Linked DNA regions of Homo sapiens: all the other regions are linked to region 3. A link is an interaction called in ENCODE POLR2A ChIA-PET data of the cell type or tissue named here. Cell type or tissue: MCF 10A. All regions are shown on one strand.

What was found. Peaks named below come from ENCODE experiments on the same cell type or tissue, not always from the same donor. Only the 100,000 strongest peaks of a DNase experiment are listed, where the experiment ranks them.
Region 1: POLR2A ChIA-PET joins it to region 3 with 9 read pairs; 2 of 35 experiments call an interaction of 5 or more read pairs at or near these places.
Region 2: POLR2A ChIA-PET joins it to region 3 with 7 read pairs; 3 of 35 experiments call an interaction of 5 or more read pairs at or near these places.

The regions. Positions count from the first base shown.
Region 1 is chr2:178,360,494-178,365,493 of GRCh38, reverse strand. OSBPL6 (oxysterol binding protein like 6) reads right to left here. Exons shown (of 25, transcript NM_032523.4): 13 at 3,679-3,812. Among named protein-coding and RNA genes, the nearest start is that of CHROMR, 51 kb to the left of the region's middle. RefSeq lists a silencer at 1,838-1,996. In MCF 10A, no CTCF peak of the experiment used is centred here; a DNase peak (open chromatin) is centred at 2,063.
Region 2 is chr2:178,232,020-178,237,019 of GRCh38, reverse strand. The region is part of intron 1 of OSBPL6 (oxysterol binding protein like 6); the gene reads right to left. Among named protein-coding and RNA genes, the nearest start is that of OSBPL6, 40 kb to the right of the region's middle. In MCF 10A, no CTCF peak of the experiment used is centred here; DNase peaks (open chromatin) are centred at 2,159 and 3,389.
Region 3 is chr2:178,296,419-178,301,418 of GRCh38, reverse strand. The region is part of intron 2 of OSBPL6 (oxysterol binding protein like 6); the gene reads right to left. Among named protein-coding and RNA genes, the nearest start is that of OSBPL6, 100 kb to the right of the region's middle. In MCF 10A, no CTCF peak of the experiment used is centred here; DNase peaks (open chromatin) are centred at 2,528 and 4,628.

The sequences.
Region 1 (5,000 bases), 64 kb before region 3:
CATGTTGACCAGGCTGGTTGAAGTAACATTACTTTAGAAGAGCAATTCATTAGACTGTCCAGCCTTGCAAATTTTTGTTTGCTCAAGGCAGGTAACAATTTATGCTAAGCATGTTGTAAAAATGCTAATTTCAAGTATTTTATCTGCTATGTGCCTTCGAAAAGACGATAAAATTTGCTGAGTCTGATATATTTAAAGCCTTGTTGAAATGCAGCACTTTAATCATTAGACATACATCAAATAGGACTTATGTCAAATAAAACATAGGCTTTAAAAGTTTTAGACTACTTAAATAAGTTTTTTATTTATTTATTTTTGAGATGGAGTTTCACTCTCATTGCTCAGGCTGGAGTGCAATGGCATGATCTCAGCTCATTGCAACCTCCACCTCCTGGGTTCAAGTGATTCTCCTGCCTCAACCTCCCAAACAGCTGGGATTATAGGCGCCCGCCACCACGCCCAGCTAATTTTTGTATTTTCAGTAGAGATGGGGTTTCGCCTGTTGGCCAGGCTGGTCTCGAACTCCTGACCTCATGATCCACCCACCTCGGCCTCCCAAAGTGCTGGGATTATTTTGAGCCACCGCGCCCGGCCAGCCTGTCGTTTAAATGTTAATGTTCTCTACAGCAGCAGGAGCACCACTGACCATTTTATTCTGACTGCATTGCAACTCGTCAACATCTATAACTGCCCTGATATGCAGGGGCATCCATCTTCCTCTCTAGCCTAGACCTGTCTTCTGAGCTCTAGACATAAATATCTAATTGCCTGTAAAATGCCCCACAGACACCTCAATCTCCACAGAAATCCATCATCAAATACCTAAAGCAAACCAGCTCCTCTTGTAGTCCCACCTTGGGGACAATAACTTTCACATACCCAGTTATCCAAGCAAAAACCCTGGACTGTCTCGACTCTGTGTCCTTGTCCCTCTCTAACATTCCGCTGATCTCCAAGCCATGCTGATTCTCCCTCCTGGGTGTCTTTGAAATGTATTCCCTCCTTCCACCAATGCTGGCATGGCACTTCCTCAGTTTAGAAATATCTCAAATGTACAAGCTATTCTCAAATTATCTCAAATACCATAAGAATCTGTCCAACTAGCCTTGCCTCCCAATTCCACCTACCCTCCATACTGTACCAGAGTAATCTTTCTAATATGCAGAAATATGCTGTAATAGTTCTAATTTCTGGCATTATCATTTACCAGTTAAAATTGTTAACTGATAGGATAAATCCAAAACCCTCTGTGGAGTCCCTGATGAGCTGGTTCTTGCCTACTTAATCAGCTACTCTTAAGAGTAATTCTTCCTTCTTCATCTCCTACTTCTTCCACTATGAACTACCTGCCATTCTCCAGACACCTCTCCAACGGCCTAACCATGAATAACAATTTGTTAGAAAGGAAAGAACTGTCAGTAAACTTAAATACCTTAAGCAAAGGCTGCTGTGGTTTCCAAAAGGGAGTCCACACTTAGAGGTGACGGGAATAGATGGCCAGTGGGGGTGCGACTACGCCGAGGGGAAGGCATGGACACACACGGGGATGTGAACATCACCAAAATGCTGGGATGACACACAGCTGCAAGCACTGAATTATCTACTGGATAGGCTGTAACGGTCTATTTGAAACTTAATAGTTCCAAATTATTTTCACATCTTTTAAGGCTAAAATTGAGATTTTTTTGTAAAAATAAAAATAAAAAATCCAACAAAAATCTATTGAGGCTCTAACTTTAGATGCAAATAAATATGTGTTGACAAGAGAGGGAAATATGTTAACCCCAAGGAAGCACAGTTGATCAAATTTTGCTTTATTTTACTTTTATCATGTTAGCATCAGACCCTTCCTTGTGAGCGGCTGCTGTCTACTCAGGCCAGGTTCAAGGTCTGATTCCTCCAAGAAGCCTGATCTGTGGCTCTGCTCTCAACTCAGGGATCTGCCATTCCTCTGAGCAACCAGAGCCCGGGAAATGTGCACCACCATGTACTGCTCTGAATGTACTACGGTGTGCTCCATTTCACTGTTTCCTGCTCATCTCATGAATCAGATCACGAGCTTGCTGGGAACATGGCCAGGGCTACTTTAACCTTGGTGTTCTGTACCTTGCACAATACCTAGCATATAGTCACCCGAATGGAATACAATGAATAAGGGAATGAACAAATGAATAACTGTTGTAAAATTTCTCTTCATAATTATTTCTAATCTCACCTGAAGCCCGACCCGAGATCTTTATTTACCATTCTCTGTTTCACCTACAAGCAAATAAAAGCAAGCAAGCAGGCAAGCAAGAAACAAATGCATTTTCTTGTTTTTCTTAGTAAAGCTTGACTTCTAACTCTAAGCCTCCATCATTAAATACATCTGAAGGAATCATTGCAACACTTAGGGGGACAAGAATGTATTTTATATGTTTACAAGATGACATTTGAATGTTTACTTGACCAATATTTTGATCTTTCTGATTCACGATACTTTCAGAATAATGATTTGGAAGACCAATTAACGTCAACTGAGTGTTCGACCGATCCATGACATGAGAAGGGTCCAGGGAAAGCCATTAAAATGTTCTTCTAAATAAAGCCCTCTGAAGACTGGCAGAATCGTAGCGGATTTTCACGCTCATGCTCCTGAGACCCCTGGCTTTATACTGGAAGCAGCATATGCCCCTCAGCTGACAGTGTTTTATGGATAATGCAGAAAGTGTGGCCCATATAACAACATCCATGACATGAAACTTAACACTGAAAATACGCCGACAGTTCAGGGACGTAAAACACGGTGACACGGTGTAAGTCTACTTTTTAGGGACCGAGGGAAACTGTTCAAGCAGGATCTGCTCCACGCGGAGAACCACTTACCCAGGATTTGCTTGCTCCTTCACTCTGATCCAAGGCACCAGGAAGTGAATAATATTTTATATAGACACCGAGTTCTCACAAAATCACATAACGACATTGAATTCTTAAAGGAGTTAAGTCAGTGCATTTATAGACTAAAGAAAATACTTACTTCTAAGGAACTACTCAGTTGAAAAAAGCATAAGCACAGCTCTAAAGGATTTTTATCAGAAATTTCAACTTTGATATAGATACATAGGGATTTGATTAGTATTAATAAGATCAACTCTATAATATATATTGAAATATAAAAGTCTAGTTCAGGGAGCATAACTTAGGAAGAAAACCTCAAGAGTGCAAATCAGAAAAGAAAAAAATGAGTGATAGTAATCAGTAATTTTAAACAGATTAAGATGTAAGTGGGAAAAATATTAAGTGTGGAAGATCTAGTACATTTTTAAAAAATATTCACTATTGGACTGAATATATCCTGGAACACATTTCAGATGTATAGGTCAAATAAATGCATAATTCTTTTTTTAAAATGAGGGGCTACCTTATAAATGACCTTAGAGAAGCATTAAGTGTTCAATTGGCCAAAATTACCATTATACGCTTACAAGCAAGTTTGGTTTATTTTCACTCTTACCTTGAAATTTTGGGGAAGAAAAGTAGTAAAATCTAATACTGACACTGCAGTCTTTTGGGGGAAATTCTGCAAACTGTACTATCCCCATGACTAGCCACCTCCCTGCCAGCCCCCCATCTTTTGATCTTTCATCTTACAGGGTTGGGAGTGTGTCATGTACATGCAAACACACACTCTTTGCCTACCTGAGACAGTGACTGTCGGAGCCGTGCCATCTGCGTGCTGTGGCCTTTACTGTGATCCTGCTCGGAAACCATCTGCTTCAGCTTCTCCTTCTCTATAGCTATGCTATTAAATGCAGACTTCAAAAGAGAATGCACTGGGTGGGGAGAAAAGTGAGAAAAAACTGTCAGATATGTGCAGAAAGAATACACAACATTATAAATTTCTCCAGACTTTCACTCACAAATAGGCATTTTTTGGAAAGGCTATGTAATAGTCTAATTAAAAATCAGCCTTCAAAAGGAATCTTTATCAGGATATCTATACTCCACACAAATATTACAATGGCAATTGATCAGAGTGAAAAATTTGTTTTTTATACCAGACAGGCCAACAAAAATCTGGAAGTAGCATGTAAAATATCAAGATCAATGCAAAGTATCAATATTTAGAAATTAACTTATAATCCCTAGAAAGAATAGGGAACAAGTTTACTTGCCATATTTGATTATCATATTTGAGCAGTTCTGTGTAGCATAAAGTCTCACATAAATAATTTAGAACTATCCAAAAATATTCTCCAAAAGCATGCACCCAAAAAGAGCATTTTATGCATTCTGCCAACATAAAACAGGTGGCTGATCAAGAAGTTTTGACTGGTTCTCTTGGAGGTAGGAAATGATATGCCTTTAAGAACAGCACTTGCGTTGCTTTCTCAGACAGGAATATCTTGTTGTTAAAGTGCTTTGATTTAAAAGCAACAATAAAAACAACACCCCCTCCCCATTTCCTACATACCTAACAAATTAGCATTGGTAAAATCTGAGGCAGTCTTCAATCGTGAACTACAGAAAGGGTGACTTTCCAACATCTATTTTTATAATAACAGAGTTTCTATAATATGCAAAGTATTCTAAAATAGGTATTTCCTTATTTGAGAAAGGTATTTATAAAAGTGGAAATTTTTAGCATAAAATAGAGTGGCTGAATTACAGGGGGAAAATGGCAGGATCACAAGGGATTCACGATCTATTGATTTATGTGCTACATTCTGTCATCATCAATTTAAAGGTAATAACTTGATAGCTGGATTACATTAATCCTGCTGGTAGCTCTAAAAGCAAGCTCTTCATCCATTTTAAAATAACGCTTCCAAAAAAGTTCATGCAATAGTCATAGAAAAGTTCTTTTGTTTCTTTGCCTAGCATAGAGAATTTGTGTGTCTGTTGAAAATATGTAGTTTCAATGGAGGCTTAAAAATTTTTTTTATTGTGTATGTATTTAAGGTATATAGTATGATGTTATAAGATACATATAAGTAGTAAAATGGTTAGCTTTAAAAAAT
Region 2 (5,000 bases), 64 kb after region 3:
ATGGCTGAGAGAGTATAAGAGGTAAGAGAAACTAGACAGTCCAGCTGAATTAGCCTACTTGAGGTCCAAGCTAAGGCCATGAAACCCAAACCAGAAGAACAGAGAAGACAGGAAGGAGGCTGGGGGCTGAAGTTAGGGCAATGCCAGTTTGAGTAAAAGGAAAAGTGAAAAAGAGAAAGAGTGATAGGGAGCTATGGTCAAAGACGGTAATTCTGGGGTCTCAAATCCTGGAGGATAAACTGTTTCAAATTATCATGAAGGTTAAGACAATGTTATAAGTGACTGTAGACAAATTCTGGCATCCAAGCGGGGGCGGGAGAATTCAAGCATCCTGGACTATATCATACATTCCTACCAGCATCAGTCTTTGGAGACCACTTACTTGAGAATATGTCTCTGTTTACAAAAGCCAATCACACTGTCACTGGATCCCCTGGTATCTCCCACAGCACATGCTGGTGGTATGGCCATCTGAAGTTAGTAGAGACTGGCTGAGTGACCAAGTTCCCTGTCACCAGGGGTAGCAGGCCCACACAGAAACCAACGCTGTCTGACATCAGACTCTCCCAAAAGGGCTGCAAGTGCAGAAGGATGATATCATGATACAGTAGCATATTATAATTACAGGATGGACATTGTGAATTCTTTGACCACTCCACTGTGGTAAAAAGTGAAATCCAAACTTTACATCCAAGGCAAAATTAGCTTTCTTTTCTTGGCTACTGAACTCTAATTAATTGAACTAAGACAAAAACATCATTAAGCACTACTCACTAAACTTATAATTTTTTTTTCAGGATTAAGATATAAGAGTATTTCATCATCATTTTAGCTGCTACCTTTAGCATAAGCATGTTCTATCATCTTAAAGGGATAATTTAATTTTTAAGAGACTGTAGCAACTAGAAACAAGGATTAAACAGAAGCAATGGTTGCAGAGAACATATAAAATGAGAATACAACTTGTAAAAAAAAAGTCTAACTTGTTAAAACAAGTGATATAAAATTGAGACATTTAAAAATTGAACCCATGTAACAAGCCTGCACATGTACCTCCTGAATCTAACGTAAAAATAAAACAAAAATTGACATTTTCATATTCTGATTACATTCCAACATCAAATAAAATATCCAGCTATGAAAAGGTCATTTTTCATTAAAGACACCCAAGGAATAGTTCTTTATGCTAATGAAAAATACTTGAAAATTTTAAAAAGAGGAACCAAACCATCTAAAAATTAGATTGTTAAGCCATAGGCATATTGATACTTATCAAGCACTGTGCATCTTTTTCCAAATAGAAATTGTATAAAATGCCAGGTGCAGTGGCTCACGCCTATAATCCCAGCACTTTGGGAGGCCAAGGCAGGCAGATCACGAGGTCAGAAGATTGAGTCCATCCTGGCTAACATGATGAAACCCCATCTCTTCTAAAAATACAAAAAATTAGCCGGGCGTAGTGGCACATGCCTGTAGTCCCAGCTACTCGGGAGGCTGAGGCAGGAGAATTGCTTGAACCCAGGAGGCAGAGGTTGCAGTGAGCCAGGATTGCACCACCGCACTCCAGCCTGGGTGACACAGCGAGACTTTGTCTCAAAAAAAAAAAAAAAAAAAAAAAAAAGAAAAGAAAAGAAAAAGGAAAGAAAGAAAAAGGAAAAAAAAAAGAAATTGTATAAAAATATCTGTTTCAATGAAAGGAAGAAGAGATACAAATAAGACCACAAAAAAACCATTAACCCCAAGATTATATATGTATAACTCAACCCCTCCACCAAAGTATTCTATAATTAAGTAATTCATGCATCAGGACCAATGTCTTGCCTCTTTGACAATTTATGAACATTAACTGGGAAGGTTTTTGTTATATATATTCTACTGCATACTGTTCAAAGGGATCCAGAAAAGTAATACCTAACAAATAACCCATTTATTAAGTATGTTCTTTGTATAACAGAAGAGTATCCGGCAAAGTACCTATTCTGGAGCTCATCACAGAGGTTAACAAGATAAATTTAGAAGTTATCCAAACATATTTGATAAGGTGGTAAGAGTGAGTGGCATGATTCACAGACAAGGCAGAACAAGAAGAAAAAGGACCCAAGGCCAATCTCTCTGAAACAGTGGTTCCCAGGTTTTAGGGAGCTTCTTAAATGACTACCAGACTCCATTCCTTGAATCTGATTCAGAGTGTTTGGTGTGGGGCCCAAGCAAATGGGTTTCGTAATAGGTACTACAAATGATTCCAAAAGCAGGTACTGTCTGGAAAAGCCTTTGAGAAAAACTACCCTAGATCATAAAAGGAAAAATGGATAAATTGGACCTTACCAAAATTAAAAACCTTTGCTCTACAAAAGATCCCATGAAGAGGATGAAAAGACCAGTTACAGACGGGGAGAAAATGTTTACATATTTGAATAAGCTCTGTGGATTGTACTAATGTCTATGTCAGGGTTTTGATACTGTACTATAGTTTTGTAAGATGTTACCTTTGGGGGAAACAGTGAAATGTACACAGTACCTCCCTGTACATTTTTGGGCAACTTCCTGTGAATCTATAATTATCTTAAAACAAAAAGTATTTTTTAAAAATGACTCTCTCTCTCTGTCTCTCTCTCTCTCTCACTGGTAACAAGCCGGTAGGTTATACTGCGGCCTGAAATACATTTTATTCTAAAGGGCTTAAGTCCAGCAAAGGTTGGCAACTCACAACCTGTGAAATATTTAATGATGACAACCTGAATTGGACAGATATTCTCTCCAACTCCATATTCATTCAGATTCAACTGCAAAAGTTGATGTTGTTGTCATTATTATTACTATTTCATTTTCTAAAGTATTATTATGACAGGTACCATAGAAATTGAGTAAATGATATGACTTCAGACATATATGGTAATTAGCATTAAGAACTGTTATGAAAATATTTCCATTTTCTTCCTATTAATGTAATACTGAGTGAACATTCAGTCTTTAAGACTATATGATTAGTATTATTAAATAGCTGAATAAAGTAAATTATTCAACTCTTGAGAAAAAAAAACTGCCACTAGAGAACTATTACTGTCTCAATATGTAAAGCATGAGGCAAGAGTATTTTCAGTGTCTCTAGAATTGTGTCTACTGTGAATAATATTACTAATGATAATTACTAGTGCTTATAGAAGAATTATCATGTGCCAGATACTGTGCTAAGCTCATCATCCTAAGTAGATCAGCTTAACATTCACAACAACGCATGAGGTGGGTACTGTCACTAAAGACTCAAAAAATAGTGAGATTAAATAGCCTGTCCATGGCCAGATCCCTTCTGATGCCAAAGTTCAGCCTCCAGGTACTGAACATCGACTGAAATCTCCCTCCCTGCCCATGTGTCATCACCTCCTTAACATTTCCAGAGGCTGAGGGATCCCCAGGATGATGCTCTGAGTCATGTGAGTGAAATCAAAGACACTGACGTCTGATGAGATTTTTAATCTGACACTAAACATTTCAATGACTAAAGTAATAATATCCCCAGTAATTCTGGATGAAATAGCATTGAAAGCAGAACTGCCAGAAATGAAGGGGTCCTACTCTCAGATGGTTGAGAAGCCTCAGCAAACACAGAGGATGCAGCCATAATAAAATAAGGCCAAGTAAAACCCATGAAAATGGCCACAGTTTTCAGAGAGCAAGGCTGGTTCGCAGGAATTAGATATTCAGCATTGGAAGTTGGTTGCCACCCGATTTCTAACTTCACCTTTACTGTGTATTTCATTTCTGAAGCAAATTCAAGGATTCTTTTTTAAAGGGGAAGAAGCAAATTCCAAACCTATCCAAGCCTGAAAAAACTCCACTTCCCATTTCTGCCCTCAGAATATCGAACAGGTTTCTTGAATCAGCTGTTTTGAAGGTACTTGAAGAATTGTAACAAGTAGAAAATAAGAATGTAAAGTTCCCAATATTACAAAAATAATTACCATCTAGGCAGTACACCATGGGGTGTTTCTACTCAGGCCATCAGGAATTAGCTTTGTATAATTGCTTGATATCCAGTGTCGGTTGCAATTACAAATTATCTGAAAGTTTTAAAAGAGTCAGGTGTTCTGAGTTATTCTGAAGTGTTTCTCAGAGACAGGAGTTCAGCGTATACACGAGTACATCTGAGGCCCAGTAACAGGTCCTACCCCCACTACACAGAATGGAAAGGTACTGCGAGGGATATTTCTGGGGTACTGCTTTTGAAAGACCAATTGGGAGCTGTTACCAGAATAAAGTACTGGGCTGAGTAGAAACCTCAATATTCTGGTAATAAGAAAAAAAAAAACAGCATGTGATTTCAAGACAGTAAAAACAATAAGCAAAATGTAACATGTTACTTAAATGCTAAGAGTAATGAGCTAGGTAACTGTTTCCTCCTCTATAAAGGAATAATAATAGCAGCTAATGATTATTTTGTGAAGTGTGACAGTGTTCTACTCACCTTTTGATTTAGCCATCACGACTACCTTATAGTACAGGTTCTATTATCCCATCTTACATATGAAGAAATTGAGGCTCAGATAGGTTCAATAGCTTATCCAAGATCATGCTGCTGGTTGAACCACAGCTGGGACAAGCACTTTTGAGTCCAGAGCCTTCCCCTCTCTTTAACCTTGGTGCCCTATGTCTCTGGGATTAGTAATTTCCAAACTTGTTTACTTCCTGGAAGTCAAGGTACTCATGAGAAACATAATTTGAGAGTCAGAGGATGAGGGTCAAAAAAGAAAAAAAGCAATAATTGATATATTAAATTTAAAGTTAAAATATACCTTTAAGATGTTATAAAAATATATCTTCATTATCTTAGACCAGATTCTAGAATAAGCAGCAAAATATAGCAAATGTTTAAGAAAAATGTATAGGAAAAGCTTCAAATAGAGGAAAGCTATAATATTATTTTGGCTAAGTGAGAAAAGATATTATTGTTTTACCCAGTTTATGGATCTGAGCAGCAAAACACCTGTGTCTAGTTTCTATGG
Region 3 (5,000 bases):
GAAACTTCAACAATACCATTCTTAACCATTACAAATAAGACTACCACACAGATATACCACAATACATTTAACCATTCTTCTTTTGGGACGTTTAGGTTGTACTCAGTATATTTTGGAACAATGAGATTTATCACAAAAGAGTCTGTAATAGTTATACATTTAGTCTTGATCATTATAAAAATGACCCTTTTCATTCCTTTTAACACTTTTTGTTTTGCTTTATCTGATATCATCTCTTCCCTTTCTGCTTGCAAGTGATTAAATAAACTTTGTCCATCCTTCCCATTTAAACTTCCTGTATATTTTATATTATGTGTCCCTCTAGTAATGATCAGGTTGAATTGTTCAAAAAATCTAATTTTAGTGAAGTATTTCCAATTTCTATTTAATGTTTTAACTAATAATTGATCTTACCCCTGCCATATCATTTTGTACTTTCTATTTTTTTGGTTCTTCTTTGTTTCCTTTAATGCTTGATGGCTTTGCTTGGTAATCTGGCTTTTGCAGCATACTGACTTTCATATGGTTTTAATAGCCTTTTATATTTGACAATAATTTGAAAGATATAATTCTCCTTTTAAAGTTCTATTTCCATTTCCCTTTACATTTCTCTAAATCACGCTGGAATCTACAGTCTGTAAGTGACAGTTAAGAGTAAAATGGGACTGGGTGTGGTAGCTCATGCCTGTAATCCCAGCATTTGGGAGGATAAGTAGGATCACTTGAGGCCAGTAGTTCAAGACCAGCCTGGCCAACATGGCGAAACCCTGTCTCTACTAAAACTACACAAATTAGCTGGGCATGGTGACACACGCCTGTGATCCCGGCTATTCGGGAGGCTGAGGCACAAGAATCACTTGAACCCAGGAGGTAGAGGTTGCAGTGACCTGAGATCATACCACTGCACTCCCACCTAGGTGACAGAGCGAGACCCTGTCCCCGCTGCCCCCGCTGTAAACAGACAAAAAAAGCAGACCTTCATCCTGCCTCCCTTACCCTCTCTATGGCAGATACATCTGACAGCAATAAGTTAAGCACACCCTGAGAGTGACCCTATGGTCTAAGAAGAATGTGTGTCCACAGTCCCAAGCAAAGGAATAATGGAGTGATCCACCTGGAGTGTCACTCCTTGTCTATGAGGAACATCTGAACCCCCTGCCCATCCCTTGGAACGCTGCCACTTTTTCTAATTGGGACCTACAGGGATCTCAAAGTGTGAGGACAAATTGTAAGAAAAGCCAACTCCTTTTCTGTAAGTGAAGATAAGGTTTGTCATAATCAAAACTTGGCTAGATTTTCCTCAATTTGAGATATATAGCTTTCATAAAATTAGGGTTTAGTCCTCTATAGTTTGACATTGTATTATTCTGTTTGAAGCTAGTGTTTGGGTTATTGACAGTTTGTCTTTTTAAATATTTGCGTAACTATTTACAGAGAATTTGGAGGAACCTCATTAGAAAATCCTAGATGCAAGTTTCCTGATTTCAACTCATCAAGCCTCTAATCTCTCTCCACTCTTCTTAGGCCCCTTACTAAGTAAATGAATAAGACAAACCCTCATCCTTGATGTGGACAGCCATCAAACCTGATGGGTGGGAAAAGGGAAAAGAAAGAATGAAGAAGGAATCATATCTTTTACTTTGTTTAGCTCTACATCTGAATTTTGTATCTGAAGTAAGTTTTACAGTGAACTAAATATTGTAAAACACTTATTACTCTCATATTGACACAATTTAATGTAATCGTTACCAAAATCATAACAGGATTTTTAATGACTTGGCAATATTATTTTAAAGTTCATCTGGGCTACTCTGGATGCACTGCTTATGGGTTAACTTTGCTCCACAAGGAGCGAAAGAAAGAATAGAAAGAAACAAAACAAAGAAAGGAAGGAAGGAAAGAAAGAAAAAAAGTAAGTTCATCTGGAAGAGTAAACATATGAGAATAACAAAGAATATTCTAAAAAATAATGAAAGATACTTTACTTATCACACACTAAAGCTATTTAACAGCTTCCCTGGTTAATAGTAGTAGTACAGGGCCAGGAAAAGCAAATGGAACAGACAAGAATTCTAGAAACTAGTCTATGCAACGACAAAAAGGATCTTAAAAATATCAGTAAGAATATTATTCAGTGCAAAAAAGATATGAGCTATCAAGGCCATGAAAAGACATGGAAAAACCTTAAATGCATAGTAAGTGATCATTTCACCAGTAATAATTTTCCAAGACTTGTCAGTCACTTTTTGATTCATCACTTGGTTTCTGGCCTTTGCCAACATGTTTTGAAAGAAAGATTAGATAATGTCATAGCTCATATTTTAACAGAAAAATAATACTGGGAAATATGGTTTCAATGACTGCTAACAGATACCAATTGTCAGCACAGTGCTAAGACTTTTTGGCAACAATAAGACATAACAAAATATTTTGCCCTACTTTGTGACCTTAAATGATGACTCATAAATCCCTAGGTGTGTACAAATTCTTACTAAGGCACTATATGATTTCAACAGTACATGTCCTGTTCTCTGGAGCAATTTCCTGTCAAAACAACCATTTCTGCACTGAGTCAAGGCATTCTGAGGAGTTGGCTAAAGCAGACAAAATGACTTGGGTTAAAAATGTCCTTGAACCAACCCTTGTGCATTGCTGGTGGGAATAGAAAATGATGTAGGTCCTGTGGAGAACAGTACGGCAAAAAAAAAAAAACAAAAAAAAAAGCAACTAAAAATAGGCTGGGCATGGTGGCTCACACCTGTAATCCCAGCACTTTGGGAGGAAGAGGTGGGCAGATCACCTGAGGTCTCTAATAAAAATACAAAACATTAGCTGAATGTGATGGTACTTGCCTGTAATCTCAGCTACTCAAGAGGCTGAGGCAGGAGAATTGCTTGAACCTGGGAGGTGAAGGCTGCAGCGAGCTGAGCTCGTGCCACTGCACTCCAGCCTGGGCAACAAGAGCAAAACTCCATCTCAAACAAACAAAAAACTAAAAATAGATTGCCATATGATCCAACAATTCCACTTTTAGGTATATGCCCCAAAAGAACTAAAATCACAGGCTAAGATACTGTACAACCATGTCCATAGCAGCATGTAGCCAAAATGCGGAAGCAACCCAAGTGTCCATCAATGAATGAATGAATATATTTAAAAAAGGGTTATATCCATACAATGGAATATTATTCAGCCTTAAAAAGGAAGGAAATTCTGACACATGTAATGACACAGATGGACCCTGAAGGCATCATTTTAAAGTGAAATAAGCTAGGCACAAAAGAACAAAAAACAAATACTGTATGATTTCACTTATATGAGATATGAGGTATGCAAAGTAGTCAAATGTATAAAGACAGAAGGTAGAATGGTGGTTATCAGGGTCTGTAAGGAGGAGGAAATGGGAAGAGTTGTGTTTAGTGGTTACAGAATTTCACTTTGAAAGATGGAAAGGTTCTGGAAATGCATGGTGGTGATGGATACCAAACAATGTGAATGCACTTAATGATACAGAAGTGGACACTTCAAAGCAGTTAAAATGATAAATTTTATGCTACATATTTTACTACAATAAAAAGTTCCTGAATCACCAGCTATTATGACTTCTACAATATGCAGACATTAATTTTATACTATTTTGTGGTCAAGTTTCATCTTCTTTATGAAATCTTTCCAACCTATTAGACAGAATTGTCACGCCAATCTGCATTTCTTCTATACATACACATACATATATTTCTGAACATATACTGCACTGTATTTATTTGACTTGATTCTGTAAGATCCATGAAGGTGAGGAGTATGTCACTTTTCTCATCATAGTCAAATGTCATGAGCCACAAAAGCCATTCAGGTTGTTTACTGAGCTTATCACTTTAATTAGGACTTAAATCTTCCATCATTATATCCATTAAATAACATTGATTGTGCTTGCAGACTGTAGATATCCACCCTAATATTAGTTCTTTTTCTTTTCTAATTTTTTTGAGATGGTGGTCTCACTATGTTGCCCAAGCTGCTCTTGAACTCCTGGACTCAAGCAATCCTCTCACTTCAGCCTCCCAAAGTGTTGGGATTAGAGGCGTGAGCCACTGTACCCAGCCTAGTTCTTTAATTTTACTATATTTGCCTAAAGATAACCCAAAATAATCCACATGCTTTGTAGACTGGAGTTTCCTATCTGTTCAATAGTGAGCTGGAGAGAAAGACTGTACAAGGTTCAACATTCCCAAGATAAAATCTCTCAGTTGTCCTAAAAAAAAAGGCCTGCCAGACTGCTAACAGTACTATAGGGGCCTGAGGGACATTAGGAATAGGAAATAGATGCAGTAGCATTAATTCTTTCAAAACACCACTGATGGGTTAGCCTGGCCACACAGAATTATGGCACCTGGCACCTGATTTACTAGATACCATCTACTAATTACAACATCTCATGGTCAGGAATCTTAAGCAGAATTTTGAAAACCTGTCATCCTCCAGAATAGCAGTGTTTATGCAAGCCATTACCCACATATCAGGATGTCCAAAATTCTACTCGTGTTGGGCATTCGAGCATGAGTGTTGGTTTCAATTATTGCTCATTCATTGTTACATGAGAGAAGGAACAGCTGACATAACCGAGAATCCACTGCCAGGTCCCAGGTTCTGCAGCCTTGTGAACTCATTTAATTGGAGTGTGGTAACCTTGGCACGTATCTAGTGGTGAGCTGGAGCTGGCTTGCACTAGCTCAGGAGCTATGTGCATCTCTCCCCAGTTTAGGGCTTCAAAGACATTCCCCTGGGACCTTGAAATAGACTATGGTGGGAGTATCTATGCCATGTGAATGCTTCAAATCTGGGCTTTTTGTTTTGTTTTGTTTTGTTTTTAAGAGCTGATTGTTAAACATTTGCCAGTACACCAGTGTGTGTGGTGGTTTTCATTGTAGTGGTTTCTCTTGTAGTGGTTTTCATTTTTATTTTTACTCTAAAATATCCCATGGATTGCCTGGGTTTGAAGC